Regions from separate parts of the Homo sapiens genome. Here region 1 is linked to region 2. A link is an interaction called in ENCODE POLR2A ChIA-PET data of the cell type or tissue named here. Cell type or tissue: OCI-LY7. All regions are shown on one strand.

What was found. Peaks named below come from ENCODE experiments on the same cell type or tissue, not always from the same donor. Only the 100,000 strongest peaks of a DNase experiment are listed, where the experiment ranks them.
Region 1: POLR2A ChIA-PET joins it to region 2 with 9 read pairs; 2 of 35 experiments call an interaction of 5 or more read pairs at or near these places.

What each region holds. Positions count from the first base shown.
Region 1 is chr5:134,242,707-134,250,706 of GRCh38, forward strand. No RefSeq gene overlaps it. Among named protein-coding and RNA genes, the nearest start is that of PPP2CA-DT, 20 kb to the left of the region's middle. In OCI-LY7, no CTCF peak of the experiment used is centred here; no DNase peak of the experiment used is centred here.
Region 2 is chr5:134,870,985-134,878,984 of GRCh38, forward strand. It overlaps TXNDC15 (thioredoxin domain containing 15), which reads left to right and starts at 3,387. Exons shown (of 5, transcript NM_024715.4): 1 at 3,387-3,546. The coding sequence starts at 3,444. LOC124901071 (a long non-coding RNA gene) reads right to left here and starts at 4,414. Exons shown (of 2, transcript XR_007058943.1): 1 at 4,260-4,414; 2 at 3,847-4,148. RefSeq lists enhancers at 3,063-3,112, 3,133-3,422, 3,354-4,059, 3,953-4,022, 6,433-6,492 and a silencer at 3,663-3,772. In OCI-LY7, no CTCF peak of the experiment used is centred here; DNase peaks (open chromatin) are centred at 2,737, 3,347 and 4,087; H3K4me3 peaks cover 2,636 bases; H3K27ac peaks cover 1,774 bases.

The DNA.
Region 1 (8,000 bases), 630 kb before region 2:
TCAGGTGATCCACCCACCTCGACCTCCCAAAGTGCTGGGATTACAGGTGTGAGCCACCGTGCCTGGCTGCTGTATCACTTTTTATAACCTAACCTCAGAAATCACAGAGTGTTAGTTTTGCTGTCTTCTGTTGGGTACAAGTCACAAGCTTCCCCAGACTCAAAGAGAGTGGAATCAGACTCTACCTTTAGAGTAGCAAAGTTCCAAAAGAGCACGTAGGGTGGGCAATATTATTGCCCCCATTGGAGATTAGGACCATCAGTTGAGCCTGCCTTTCCTCCACCAGCCAGGAAAGATGTTGCAAACAATGGAAGCCTGGTGGAAGAGAGAAAGGGTGGAGTTTGTTTGCAGGGCCATATCCTACAGTTGTACATACTGTGCCATGAACAGCCAAGGAGACGAGCTGAGATGAATCCAGCTCTACTTGCCACACCTGTGCCTTACTGTGGGACTGCATCTCCAGGATGAAGAAGCACCTTTTCTAATATGCATAGATACCATATAGGCAAGAGGAGTCCTCACATGGATGGTAAAAGGTCATTTAACCTAACTTGAAATTATTGGGTATCTATGGAACACATGCTACTTTAGAGAATACTAGGGCTTGTTTCAGCTTAAGAGGCACACACAAGTAGGCCAAGAAATATCTTAGAGTATCTCAAAAATGATGCTGGGTTGACTCAAATGTTGTTTTAAAATTGTGTAACTTTTTTTTTTTTTTTTTTTTGAGACAGAGTCTTGCTCTGTTGCCCAGGCTGGAGTGCAGTGGCATGATCTTGGCTCACTGCAACCTCCGCCTCCCAGGTTCAAGCGATTCTCCTGTCTCAGCCTCCCAAGTAGCTGGGACTACAGGTGCCTGCCATCACACCCAGCTAATTTTTGTATTTTTAGTAGAGTTGGGGTTTCAACTTTTTGGTCAGACTGGTCTCCAACTCCTGACCTCAGGTGATCCACCTGCCTCGGCCTCCCAATGTGCTGGGATTACAGGCGTAAGCCACCACGCCTGGCCCTAAAATGGTGTAATTTTTAGCACCAGGTACTTTTTATTTATTTATTTTGTTTTAGAGTTAGGGTCTCACTCCGTCACCCAGGCTGGTGTGTAGTGGCACAATCATAGCTCACTGCAGCCTTGAACTCCTGGGCTCGACTGCTCCTCCCACCTCAGGCTCCCAAGTGGCGAGGACTACAGGTGTGTGCCACCATGCCAGGCTAATTTTAAAATTTTTGTAGTGACATTGTGTTACCCAGGCTGGTCTTGAACTCCTGGGCTCAAGCAATCCTCCTTCCTCAGCCTCCCAAAGTGCTGGGATTACAGGCTTGAGCCACCATGCCTGGCTCCACCAGGTACTTTTTGATTGCATTGGTCTAGAATGTTCTAGACCTATCTTTGAAGAAGCTGAGGCACTGTATCTCAATGCCTGAGGGACTAGCCCTATCCACATATTGCCAGCCTTGGCTCGATGCAAAAAGTGGGCACAGGATTTCTAGGAAACCAGCCCAAACAGAATTAGGGGTTTTCTTTTATTCTTTGTGGTGCTTATTCCTCATTAACATAGCTTTTGCATTTTAGTTAGATCCCCAAGAAAGTACATGGTTTCATTTCTGTTTATGGGCATCAGGAAACTTTAAAAAACTACAGATAAAACGAGGTAACTTTCAAATATTTTAAAGAGCTGGAAAAGCCAGCACAGTGGCGTTCAGCTAGTAGTGCTAGCTACTGAGGAGGCTGAAACGGGGGGATCACTTGAGCCCAGGAGTTTGAGACTGTAGTGTGCAATGATTGTGCCTGTGAATAGCCACTGCATTCGAGCTTGGGCAACATAGTGAGACCTGTGTCTCTTAAAAAAAAAAAAAAAGAGCAAGATAGCAAAAGAGCAAGACAGCATCATATATCCCTGAGTTTGATAAAGGTCAGCGTGTTATAAGACAGCTCACAGAATCCAGGTGTAAATTTCTGTCAATAAGATTATTAAAAAGCTATGATCATGCTGTTAAAGCCATGCTAGTGGTCAACAGCTGGGTCGAGGAAAACGTCAAATGGCAAGGCCCAGAGCACTTAAGAAAAAAAAGAAATTATTAGGGCTCAGGTATAGAGTATTAAGTTAATCGCACTTTTCAGTTCATGGCTCATTATACTATGATCAGTCCATCCAAAGCCCCTTACTTTTCTTTTATTTTTTTTTTTAGACGGAGTTTTGCTTTTGTCGCCAAGGCTGGAGTGCAATGGTGCAAATATATACATATATATATATATATATATATATATATATATATTTTTTTTTTTTTTGGTTTGTATGTATGCATTCATGTGAAGTGTTGTCATGCCCAGGGTCAGGTTCTGGTCCATGCTGAGGTCCGAAGGCAGTGGGTGGATGGGTGGCAGATAGCTGAAAGAACACTCAGAGGGCTGCAGGCAGATGAAGTATGGTTTTATTCAGCGGCTCTCTTACACCGTCTGTCTCTGTCTTGGCTGCTTGCTCTGGCTCTGCGGCTCCTGCCGCTCCCACACACAGCTGCACAGCCAGCTCTCCCTATGGGGTCAGCAGCTTAACTCTTTCTCTCTCTGGGCACAAGTCAAGCCGAGCCCTGGCTCCCCTCTGTCCATCTACTAGATGGAGAGCTTTGGCTCTCTCTCTTTCTCTGGGTGTGTGCTGTATGCACAGTGTCAGCAAGGCAGTTGTACCTTATACGAACAATAGTGGCTCCGAGCTAGGTGATGAGCCTTCCCATGTTATGGCTACATAACTGTGATTATATTACAAATGGAGTTATGCACCGGCATGCCAATCCCACTGAGTCATGCAGGATGTTTACCTTGGTCTATCCTTGACCAAAGCACATCCATGTACCTTACAAGTGTGTTGTTTGGTTTGCATGTATTTTAATTTACATTAGTATTATTGTGTTATATATCTCATTCTGTCTTCCTTTTTTTCACTTCTCACTTTGTTTTTAAGACCTATGTATGTTAGGCCAGGCATGGTGGCTCATGCCTGTAATCCCAGCACTTTGGGAGGCTAAGGCAGCAGGATCACTTGAGCTCAGGAGTTGAAGACCAGCCTGGGCAACATGGTGAGACCCTGTCTCTACAAAAAATATAAAAGTTTGCCAGGCATGTGGTGCTTGCCTGTAGTCCCAACTACTTGGGAGGCTGAAGTGGGAGGACCAGGAAGTCGAAGCTGCAGTGAGCTGAGATCATGTCACTGCACTCCAGCCTGGGCAACAGAGTGAGATCCTGTCTTAACAAAACAAAAACAAAAACAAAAACAAACCCTATACATCTTGCTATGTAAACATCTAGTCCATGATTCTGACTGCTGCAGAGTACTCCATAGTGTGCACCCGCCACATTTGTCCTCTCTGCTTCCCCAGTACTGGGCACCCCCAAGTGCCTCCAACTTCCCACCACCAAGACAATGCTACCATAAGCAGCCACATGTGTGATTCATTTTGGGCCCATGTGGGAATCTTTAGGCAGTCTCTTGCTTATATGGTGTATTTATGTGCCTCAGAAAAGGCACCTTTTCAGCCAGGCATGGTGGCTCACACCTATAATCCCAGCACTTTGGGAGGCCGAGGTGGGTGGATCACAAGGTCAGGAGTTCGAGACCAGCCTGGCCAACATAGCGAAACCCCATCTCTACTAAAAAAAAAAATAATACAAAAATTAGCCGGGCATGGTGGTGTGCGCCTGTAGTCCCAGCTACTAGGGAGGCTGAGGCAGGAGAATCACTTGAACCCAGGAGGCGGAGGTTGCAGTGAGCCAAGATCGTGCCACTGCACTCCAGCTTGGGCAACTGAGCGAGACTTCTTCTCAAAAAAAAAAAAAAAAAAGGCACCTTTTCCTCCTGAAGGATGCAGCCCCAACAGTAAAGCTGAAGGTTCAGCAATGTGGAGCTCAGGTTGGGTTTCAGCTCCTACTCACTCCCTCAGGTGGAGCCTAGTTGAGGATATAGTCTGTAAAACTGTGGGACGTGGCCCCGCAAACAAACATCCCCTCATTCTCACTTCCACCAGGTTTCTGTTTGCAACATCTGTCCTGGTTGGTATAGGAAAGGGGAGGGTGTCAATTGACACAGAAATCTCATCATAGAATATGCGTATACTTAATTTGACCGATCAGTGCCATATTGCAAGAGCACTTTATACATGGGCAGACAACACAGTTTATGTGCGTTCCACAGGAACTGGAAAGTCAGGTATGGCTGCAGCACACTGGTGGTAGAGCAGATGTGCCTGCCTGAGGCCAAGGTACTGCACTCGCCCACTTTGTCTTGGAGATGACAGAGAAACATCTTTTCCCTTAACACTACTGTCTTCTCATGTGTAGAACACAAGCAATGTGACTGGCCTCATATACCCAGGTCAGCAGCTCTGAGTGGCTCTGCCACAAGTGGTGGAGCTCTGGTCCTGAGCCATCCTGCGTTTGCCCTTTGGTGAGCAACCTGTGCCAGACACAAATAGAGACTGACAGTTCCCACTGAAGGACACCAGGACAGGCATAGATTCAGCCATCCAGGACAGTTCTATTAAACTGGTAAGGTTTAAAACTCATCAGAAATTCTTAGAATTCTTGAATTGATCTGAATTCCATTCAGATACATTTAAGCTCTCTTAAAACAACCATGTATGGAGGTAAATGAAGCACCTAAATTATAAAGAGAGCTGTTACTCATTTTCATGCTGATGTTTTCTCATGTCAAATGAGGATAATCACAATGATAACTTCTATAAGAAGACAGAAGACACAATTCATGATGTTTTCGGAAGGAATCAATGAATTTTTCAGGTGATTTCTGAAAGAGGATCCCAGAAATCAAACAATGACTATCTTTCTTGTGCTCATGAACTTAGAATTACACCTCAGGACTTACAATAAGCCTGGGTAACAGCCCATTACGCAAGGATGTGAATCACTCTGAATACCACAGCTATGACCATTATTATGGGCAATTATAAGTAAGCAAGGAGGTGGGCTTTGTAAAACAGTATGAAGGAACAGAGGGAGAAAGGTATACACCAGTATGTGCATAAACAAACAATCAGAATCCAGAAGATATTTACTACCAAGGGGACCTAAACATAAAAACCATAATATAAGCTCGGCATGCAGAAAGATGAGCACAGGTTAAAACCTGGAGACGGCTGCTATGTGACAGGACAGACACAGGGATTCACAAATGGCCTGGATGGTTCCCCTAAGACAAAGACATCCACCATCCAGTGGTGCCTGACCTATCCTTTTTGAAGGGCTCAGCATGGCTTTATTCCCTTCTATCCCTTGCCCCAGAAATGCATCACCCCCTCAGGGTCCTAGAGCCTACCTGTTCCTGCAGTGTCTCTTGGTTAGATCCCCGTCCCTATATCCTCAGAGTCATTAACTAACTCACATCTTTGGGCTCTTGATGTTCCATTTAAAAAGGTCAGCATTGGCTTCTACTCCATGTGAATCCAGAGTCAGCATCTTTCCCTGCTGTGTCAGCCCAGGCCCTGCTCTTTTATCTTGAAGAATCGGCTCCTGTAGCTCATTGCAAGGTCTCATTTTGAGTTTGGATTCTCAGGCTACCTTTACCATCCTCCCTTCGACTTGATTCAAAGTCTAAAGTGTGCCATGTTTGTTTATTTGTGTATTTATTTATTGGATTTAAAATATCTTTCTCCTGAGAGGCTCAAAGCTCATAAAAATTTTTCAAGGAGCAGCTACTTAATAATGATTAAGAAGTTATGCTACCATATGACTAATCCAGAAATAGGCCCAAATTAAGGCAAGGAAGATTTGAGTTGGCTCCTGAGGAAGTATTTGACAAAAGAGGAAACACAAGGTTGGACTAGGCTATGGGCACAGGACTTGATGGGAACTTCATCTCATCCTGGAGTTCTTCAAGGAGACAGAGCCGGGGATCTCACATAGGCTATACTCGAGGATTGCCTGCCTGCAAGCAGGGAAAAGCCAGGGCTCCTTTTATATCGGGGAAAACTTCAGAAGGGTGGCTAGGTGTTATACTTTCAAGCTATAATTCTGTATTCTTAATGATTGAAAAGCACCTATTTCTAGAGTAATAATTAGGACTGAGAGCCTGCCTAGGATTCCAAGAGCTCAAATGACGGGACATGTCTGTCCTTCTGGGCCCTGGAGTGTGGGCCTGTTCACTGCTCATCTTCTTTTTTCTTTTTTTTGAGATGGAGTCTCCCTGTGTCACTCAGGCTGGAACGCAGTGGTGCGATCTCGGCTCACTGCAACCTCTGCCTCCCGGGTTCAAGTGATTCTCCTGCCTCAGCCTCCTGAGTAGCTGGGACTACAGATGCGTGCCACCACACCTGGCGAATTTTTTGTATTTTTAGTAGAGATGAGGTTTCACCGTGTTAGCCAGGATGGTCTCAGTCTCCTGACCTCATGATCTGCCTGCCTCAGTCTCCCAAAGTTCTGGGATTACAAGCATGAGCCACTGCACCCAGCCTCTTAGCCACTTTTATAGGGCCAAGGGAAGTGGAATCTTAAGTGCTAATGTCCATTTAGTTGAAAAAAACTTCCAAATAATCAAATCTTACCTGTTATATCCAAGCCACACTTGCCAGTTATCCATTCCCAACTACTATACAAGGTTTCTACTAAAGAAAACTTTCCAGAAGTATTGAACAATGCAAACAGAGAAGATCTGACATTTCTTTTTTTTTTTTTTTGAGATGGAGTTTCGCTCTTGTTGCCCAGGCTGGAGTGCAATGGCGTGATCTCGGCTCACTGCAACCTCTGCCTCCCAGGTTCAAGCGATTCTCCTGCCTCAGCCTCCTGAGTAGCTGAGATTACAGGCATGCATCACCATGCCTGGCTAATTTTTGCATTATAGTAGAGACGGGGTTTCTCCATGTTGGTCAGGCTGGTCTCGAACTCCCGACCTCAGGTGATCCTCCCACCTCGGCCTCCCAAAGTGTTGGAATTATAGGCGTGAGCCACCACGCCCGGCCATGAAGATCTGACATCTCTAGAATTCCCACAAGCTGCTCAGACTGCGCAGGTGAATGGGCCAGCCCCAACAACCAGCAGTGCTCCATCCCTTCTCAGCTGGGGCCTGAGAACACGTGAGTGAGAAAGTTTCGCCCTGTTGCCTCAGCCGAAAGCTAGGGAATCCTAGCTCACATATCAGGTTCCTTAAGCAATGATGAATCTTCTTCACTTCCTCCTTTATTTCCTTACCAAGAGAGTAGTTCCCAGTTTCAGTGTGGAGGCCAGAAAGGACAAGATGACATCACCCTTCCCCCACAGCAATTGGCTCGGTCATTTTAGCAGGTTGCTTAAGAGATAAGTCACCCTCTCTACACTTCTTTTTGAAAGCCAAAACTAGAGATTATAGTTCTCAATATAGGGCAGCTGTTAACCTATCCCTTGATTCCTATCAGCCTAAGATCCTCAAAATAGGCCCCCAAGGAATGTCTCTAGGACTTGGGTGGAGGCAGAGAGTTGTCTCATATACTGAACTGTTGAGGAGACCTGGCTTCTAGTCTGAGCCTCGGTGCATAACTATGACCTTGAGCAAGTTCCTGCACACTCAGAGCCTTTGGATCACCTTTAAAATAATGCTATGATCTTTCTCAACAATAACATTTTCTTTCTTTTTTAATTTTACTTATGTATTTATTTATTTTTTTGATACAGAGTCTCACTCTGTCGTGCAGGCTGGAGTGCAGTGGTGCAATCTTGGCTCACTGCAACCTCCGCTTCCTGGGTTCAAGCGATTATCCTGCCTCAGCCTCCCGAGTAGCTCGGATTACAGGTGTGTGCCACCACACTCGGTTAATTTTTGTATTATTAGTAGAGACAGGGTTTCACCATGTTGATAATGCTGGTCTCGAGCTCCTGACCTCAAACGATCCACCCACCTCAGCCTCCCAAAGTGCTGAGATTACAGGTGTGAGCCACCACACCGAGCCTAAAATTTCTTATAGAGATGTGAGGGTGGTCTCACTATGTTGCCCAGGTTGATCCTGAACTCCTGGCCTCAAGC
Region 2 (8,000 bases):
GTAGCAGGGATTACAAGCATGGGCCACCATGCCCGGCTAATTATTGTATTTTTTAGTAGAGATGGGGTTTCACCATGTTGGTCAGGCTGGTCTCGAACTCCTGGCCTCAAGTGATCTGCTCACCTTGGCCTCCTAAACTGCTGGGATTACAGGGTTGAGCCACCGCGCCTGGCCCAGAGATGTTTGGATACAGGCATGCAATGTGAAATAAGCATATCAGGGAGATTGGAGTATCCATCCGCTCGAGAATTTATCCTTGATTTACAAGTAATCCAATTACATTCTCTTTTTTTTTTTTTTTTTTGAGATGGAATTTCGCTCTTGTTGCCCAGGCTGGAGTGCAATGGCGTGATCTCGGCTCACCACAACCTCCGCCTTTCGGTTTCAAGCGATTCTCCTGCCTCAGCCTCCTGAGTAGCTGGGATTACAGGCATGCAGCCACTATGCCCAGCTAATTTTGTATTTTTAGTAGAGACGGGGTTTTTCCATGTTGGTCAGGCTGGTCTTGAATTCCTGACCTCAGGTGATCAGTACGCCTCGGCCTCCCAAAGTGCTGGGATTACAGGCATGAGCCACTGCGCCCGGCCGACTAGTTTTAAAAAAATTTTGTTAGCAGTGTGAACTCATAGATGTTAACATATGCAGTGTATTTCAGTCTATTGAAATTTTTCATTTTTATGCTCAAATCATCCCATCTTTGGCAAGTAGGAGCCAGTTTGGTTCCTCAGTCATTCTAAATGACCGTAGTACCCTGGTATTCTTTTATTTATTTATTTACTTATATATTTAAGTTTTGCATTTTGATATAAGATGTCCCAGACTCACAGAAAGGCCTTTTGAGATAGCAAGACAAATTTGGCGGATTTAATTTCAGCCAAAGGAAGAGAATAATGTCAGCTTTTCTTTCCTCACCCCCAGAAATTTGATAGAAACCAGGACAATTGTGAAGGCAGTTTTCTCACTGAAAAGAAGTGCACGTTGGTGGTGAGACAGTTAAATAAGGATTCTAACCTGTGGACTACATTTGTTGTCATTAGAGGGGGTATATACAGTATTTATTCAAAGACGCTCAAGCCTGTAATCCCAGCCCTTTGGGAGGCCGAGGCGGGAGGACTGCTTGAGCCCAGGAGTTTGAAATCAAACTGGGTCAAACAGTGAGACCTCATCTCTAGAAAAAAATTTAAAAACGGGGTGGGAAGATCGCTTGAGCCCAAGGGGTTGTGGCTGCAATGAGCCATAACTGAGCAATTGCACCTGGGTGACAGCGAGACTGTGCCTAAAAAAAAAAAAAAATTGAAAGACAATTCTAACATCCAATTCTAACATCTAATTCTAACATCTGTAAGCGTATCTGTCCCAAACACAGAGCTAAAGTAAAAACACAGGAAGGGGCCGGGCGCAGTGGCTCATGCCTGTAATCCCAACACTTTGGGAGGCCAAGGCGGGTGGATCACCTGAGGTCAGGAGTTTGAGACCAGTCTGACCAACATGGTGAAACCCCATCTCTACTAAAAATATAAAATTAGTCGGGCGTGGTGGCGCATGCCTGTAATCCCAGCTACTTGGGAGGCTGAGATAGGAGAATTGCTTGAACCCGGGGAGGTGGAGATTGCAGTGAGCCAAGATCGCGCCATTGCACTCCAGCCTGGGCAACAAGAGCGAAACTCTTGTCTCAAAAAATAAAAAAATCAAACAAACACACATACAGGAAAGGAAAGGAGATAATAAAAAGGAAGGAGTAGTAACCACAGGGCATCCATGTTGGAGTATCCAGATCAGCTTCCTTTTCATTAGTCATAAATCCTTTTGGTGCTCTGTCCTGTTGGCTTTTCATGCACCTTCAAATCATGTATGGGGGTATGAGAAAGATAGTTTAAAAAGGAAAGGTTTGTTGTTCCACTGTTAGGGGTGAGGGAGGTACTTAGCGAAATGATGACTAGTAATAAGCTCTAGAACTGTGGGCTCTTTTATCCATGTCCATTGTTTCATATTCTTCTGGACCCACAAGATGGCACTTGAGGATCTACAACAGCAAAACCATACCAACGTATTTAGAATAAAAGAATCATCCACAGGGACAGATTAATGATGCATCTTTCTGGCCTAACAGTGTCTTTTTGATGGGCATAGAGATAAGGGGACTATGGCCACACCATCAGAATTGTATTATTCAATTAATAATGCCTACCACTTTGAAATGCTTCCTGTGCCCCAGGACACTGTGCTCATCACTTTACATCTCATTTCATCTATAAGACTCTATATAACGTCATTTCCACTTTACAGCTGAAGAAACTTAACTTTAAGTTACATAACCTGCTGACTGTGAACTATCACATGTGCTGAAGTTGGGATTCACCAAGCGGCCAAAAAGCACAGGTTCCCCTTACCATTGCTATGTTAACCAATAGACTGATGTATTTTAAATCAGTTTCTATTTTTTCAACCTCATAAGTTTGAAAAGCTGCACTCTGCACTGATTTAGCACTGACTGGTGGCTGCTTAAAGCTTGCCTTATTCCATTTTAGCAGGCCCCCCGGCAAAATACCCCAATTAGTGGTGTCATCCTCTCTATTCCAAGAATTTTCTCTTAAGACTCCCGCTCTGTGCGTTTGCTTGGGAATGCAGAGCCCTGTTCCTCATCTCCCCATCTATGCTTTCTTCATTCTAAGCCCTTTCCTATCTACTTTATGCTCGAGGTGGCTCCACCTCCACCATGAGCCAGAGCCAATGATGCTCACGGCCCCAACCATGATTAAAAAGAGATTGCCCTGCAAGGTAAATCAGTTAAAACCAACCTCTCCTGCCCTGAGTGGATAGGTAGGGTTAGGGTTGCCAGATGTCACGAAGTTACAGGATGCTCAGTTTTAAGGTATATCCCTTATACTATAAGGGTTATAGTAAAAAATATTCATTATGTGAAATTCAAATATAACTGGGTATCAGGTATTCTATGTGGCAACCCTAGGTAGGGGAGCACAGGTTAGGCAAGCGATTAGAAGATTTGCAGCCTCCAAAGTTTCTGCACCTCGATGGGACACTAGAACAGGAAGGCTCCTGGGCCTTTCTGGCTCTGGGAATGAAGCGTGGAAAACCCTCCTTAGGCGGGCGCAGTGCTTCAAGTAGCCAAGCTCTGACTTCCGAGGGAAGAAAGGAGGCCATGGGCCTCTGCCAGAGCCATGCTCTGCACTCTGGGGTCAGCAGAGTTCAAAACGACCTGCAACGTCTGGCGCTTAGCTCCTAAAGAGGTCTCCAGTCCAGCGCCGACGGCCAGCGGCTAGAGGCCGTCCGCCCGACTCCAAGATGGCGCCCGCCACAGCTGCCAGGTGTTAAGATGGCGGCGCGGGGCCGCGCCCGCGCTCCCAGGCTCTCCTCCCCCAGCCTTCCTCCGGCTGGCAGCACGACTCGCGTAGCCGTGCGCCGATTGCCTCTCGGCCTGGGCAATGGTCCCGGCTGCCGGTCGACGACCGCCCCGCGTCATGCGGCTCCTCGGCTGGTGGCAAGTATTGCTGTGGGTGCTGGGACTTCCCGTCCGCGGCGTGGAGGGTGAGTGTGGGCCGGGGGCGGTGCATGAGATGATGGGGCGAGCTGAGGTCCACCCGGGCGACGCTCTGGACCTGCGCGAAGGCCGGCGGTGCGCGACTCGCCCCTTCTTGGCGTCTCCCCGGGCGCGTCTCCCCGACTTCTCTCCCCGCGCACCGCCCGCTGGTGGCCCGCGAAAGGGGGCCGGTGGGCTGAGGGCCGGTGGACGGGAGCCCGGGGGTGGTTGGGCCGCGTTCAGGCCGCCCTCAGCCCGTGGCTGGTAGCCAGGAGGGACAGTGCGGTAAGCGCTGCTGAGGCATACCCTCTGGTGATAAGCAATTTATTATTAATAACATTATATCAAATACCGACATTGTTGTGGCCGTATTAGGAGCCAGGAACTGTGCATCGTGCTTTATTTACATCATTATCCCATTTAATGCTCCCACAAACCCTGTCAGATCGGTTCCGTTTAGTGTCTCCATTTCACAGATGAAGATGCTCAGGCCCCGCCTAAGTTTGCGCTTCTGATACGTGGCAGAAGCCTGTCTCTCTGACGCCAAAGCCCAGTCTGGAGTCCACGCTGCTGGACCACTGTCTTAAGGAGGCCAGTCTTGCTCAGCTCCCTGCATGAAAAACAGACGAGAAACACGGGAGACTCCCGGTAACCCCCAACTTGCCGGTAGGGAAGGCAGCCACTCTAGAGGCATGGCGAGGGTGGAGAGTGGAGGCCTTACTTTCATGCTCCTTCACCCCACTCCTCATAGTCCTGTTAAAGTCCAGACCCTCGGTCTCGCTTGTCATTTAGACCTTAACAGGAATAGGCAGGTCTTTCTTTTCCCTGGGGTGTCCTGGATGGAGGCAGGACAGCAGAGAGTTGTGGAGAAGGGTGAGTCATAGTAACACAATTACCATGAATGAAAGCGCTCACTGTGTACCAGATGCTGTGCTCAGTGCTTTACGAGCATCATCTTTTGGAATCTTTACTGTTTTGTTTTTGTTTTTTTAAGGGATGAGGGCTTGCTCTGTTGCCCAGGCGGGAGTGCAGTGGCCCATCATGGCTCCCTGCAGCCTTGAACTCCTGGGCTTAAGTGATCCTCCCACCTGTTTCCCAAAGTGCTGGGATTACAGATGTGAGCCACTGCTCCCGGTTTATGTAATTTTTATTTTTATTTTTTTTTGAGATGGAGTCTCGCTCTGTTGCCCAGGCTGGAGTGCAGTGGCGCGATCTTGGCTCACTGCAACCTCTGACTCCCGGGTTCAAGCGATTCTCGTGCCTCAGCCTCCTGAGTAGCTGGGATTACAGGTGCCTGCCACCACACTGGGCTAATTTTTGTATTTTTAGTAGAGATGATGGTCCACCATGTTGGCCACGCTGGTCTGGAACTCCTGACCTCAGGTGATCCACCCACCTCGGCCTCCCAGAGTGCTGGGATTACAGGCTTGAGCCACCGTGCCTGGCCTTAGTAATTTTTAAATGCATATGCAGTAGATGTTATCATGCTCATTTTATAGAAGTAACTTAAGACTCAGAGCCAATAAGTCCTTTGACAAGGTCATACAGCCAGAAGTTGAGGAGCCTTGATTCAAGCCCATGTCTGCCTGACTTCAGAGCCCAACCTCTGCATTTTCACTATACTTAACTGCTAGCCTCACAGAGGGGATGGCATGGGTTGGATATCTTCTGTTTCAGCCCCTCCACCGTGCTCTGTGCCCTGTGTGGCTGTCCTGTGTGGAATAAATACCAGCTGTCCTACCGTCTTGCTTCCATTGTGTTGGAATGAGGGGAGAGTGAGGTCAGGGTATTGATTCTCTCCGCTCCCTCCCTGAGAAGTTATTGAAGGCTGGCTTTGCCCCCGGTGGAAAGCATTGAATTCTAGAAAGCTGCCCTCTGTGTTACCCTTGATGTTTCAAGGTTCTGTGACTACTTCTCTCTCCAGACTCTTAAGGTCTATGAGTGGTAACTGGCTCCTCCTCTACTGTTACTGGCCTTGGAATTCCTTACCATTGCTTTTCATTTCTCTGCACCCAGCCTACACATTAGTGGTCCCTTCATTAAACTCTCCTCAACTTGCCCAAGTTAAATGTGCTGTTTCCTGGCAGAACCCTGGCTGATTCAGGGTTCAGCTTGGGTCTTTGGTCATCATGGCCAGGCCATGAATGGGGTGAAGACAGAAGAAACTTCACCAGCTGATTTCTTCTCAGAGTAGCTGAAAATCTGAGGTGTTTTTTTTTTTTTTTTTTCTGCAGAGGATGCCACTGGCAGATTATGCTGGCCTCAGGTGCTGAGGCCCTGAGAGACTAAGCAACCTGGAGGTAGCAATGCTATCCAGGTGTCTAGGAATGGAAGCAAACTCCTGGCTTCAATACCCCTATGCCACTCTTCCCTAGGCAGTCAGCTAGCAAATTCTTACTGAGCACTCATCATATGCTAAACACTGTGCTGAGCACTGGGGATCCAGTGGTGAGTTAGAGCAGCAGGCCTTTGGGGAAGGCAGCCACTAAATAACTACAAATTACTAAGAAAATTGCAAGACTGAGAAATGCATCAAGGAGAGTCCCAGGGCGTTTTTGGGAACTGTAATGGGAGACCTCCCACCCTGGTCTGAGGGTCAGGGAATGTGTCCTTACAGAGGTGACATTTAGGGTGAGATCTGAATGAGGAGGATGAAGGATTTGGCAGGAGGAAGCTTCCCAGCAGAGAAACAGCCCTCAGGAAGGCTCTAAGGCAGGTGGGGATAGGAGGAGTGTAAATGATCAGGGACTAGAGGGATCTGATGGCCACAGGTGAGAGTGCAGACAGAGGCCACATTGGGGCCTGGTAGCTCTGCTACAGAATGCAGATGCATTCACAGGGTAGGGGAAGCCACTGAAAGAGTTTTAGCAGGGGAGTGACATGATCAGATATGCCTTTTATCTTTCAGTTTCACTTGTATTGCTGTGAAGGTCAGGGTCTGGAGGGGGGATAGCAGGCTGACCAGGGAGACCAGTTTAGGTGGCTACAGTAGTTGCCCAGACAAGAATTGGCTGTGGCCTTTGCTGAGAAGTGTTAGTTGGGATGGGGAAAGTAGATGGATTGTGAATGTGTTTAGCAGGTGAAATTTTTTTTTTTCTTTTTGAGAAGGAGTCTTGCTCTTGTCACCCAGGCTGGAGTGCAGTGGCACCATCTTGGCTCACTGCAACCTCCACCTCCTGGGTTCAAATGATTCTCCTGCCTCAGCCTCCCGAGTAGCTGGGATTACAGGCATGCGCCACCATGCCTGGCTAATTTTTTTTTTTTTTTTTGAGATGGAGTTTTGCTCTTGTTGCTCAGGCTGGAGCAATGGTGCGATCTTGGCTCATTGCAACCTCTGCCTCCCGGGTTCAAGCGATTCTCTTGTCTCAGCTTCCTGAGTAGCTGGGATTACAGGCACCCGTCACTACACCCCGGCTAATTTTTGGTATTTTTAGTAGAGATGGGGTTTCGCCATGTTGGCCAGGCTGGTCTCGAACTCCTGACCTCAGGTGATCTGCCCGCCTTGACCTCCCAAAGTGCTGGGATTACAGGCGTGAGCCACTGCGCCTGGCCTAATTTTTGTATTTTTTAGTAGAGATGGGGTTTCACCATGTTGGCCAGGCTGGTCTTGAATTCCTGACCTCAAGTAATCTGCCTGCCTTGGCCTCCCAAAGTGTTAGGATTACAGGTATGAACCAGCAAGCCCAGTGTGCAGGTTAATTAATAGAACTTAGTTATTGTGCCTTTCCATCTCTTTGAATTGTAAACACCACTCATCATAATCATCATCATCACCACAGCCATTTATGGAGTGTTTAACCTGTGGCAGGGACCATACACATCTTTTCTCATTTAATCTTCACAGTAGCCTCATAATTTTCTACATTTTGGTGGTATTGTCTCCATTTGCTAAATGAGCACACAGTATTGCCTATGGAAAGTATGGATTGCTGTCCCTCCAACCCTTGACTGTTTTTGGTCCCTCCTCATTTGCCTTTCCTGCCAGAAGCCATTGTGAAAACACCTGCAGCTGGTAAAGAGCCTTCTGAGAAAAGCTGGAAGGGTGTGAAGGTGCTGACCTAGGCTAGGGCTCCCTGGCAGAATTGGCATGGTGCCCTCACACTTGTCCTTCAGACAACTTCTTTGCTGCCAGTGATGCAATAATTATCACTTTATGTATAGCTCAAACTGCAGTCTCTTAAAAGGCACATTACCAGTCGGGTGCAGTGGCTCACGCCTGTAATCCCAGCACACTGGGAGGCCGAGGTGGCTGGATCATTTGAGGCCAGAAGTTTGAGACCAGCCTGGCCAACATGGTGAAACCCCATCTCTACTAAAAATAAAAAAAGTAGCCAGGTGTGGTGGTGCGCATCTGTAATCCCAGCTATTTGGGAGGCTAAGGCAGGAGAATTGCTTGAACCCAGGAGATGGAGGCTGCAGTGAGCTGAGATCGTGCCACTGCACTCCAGCCCGGACAACAGAG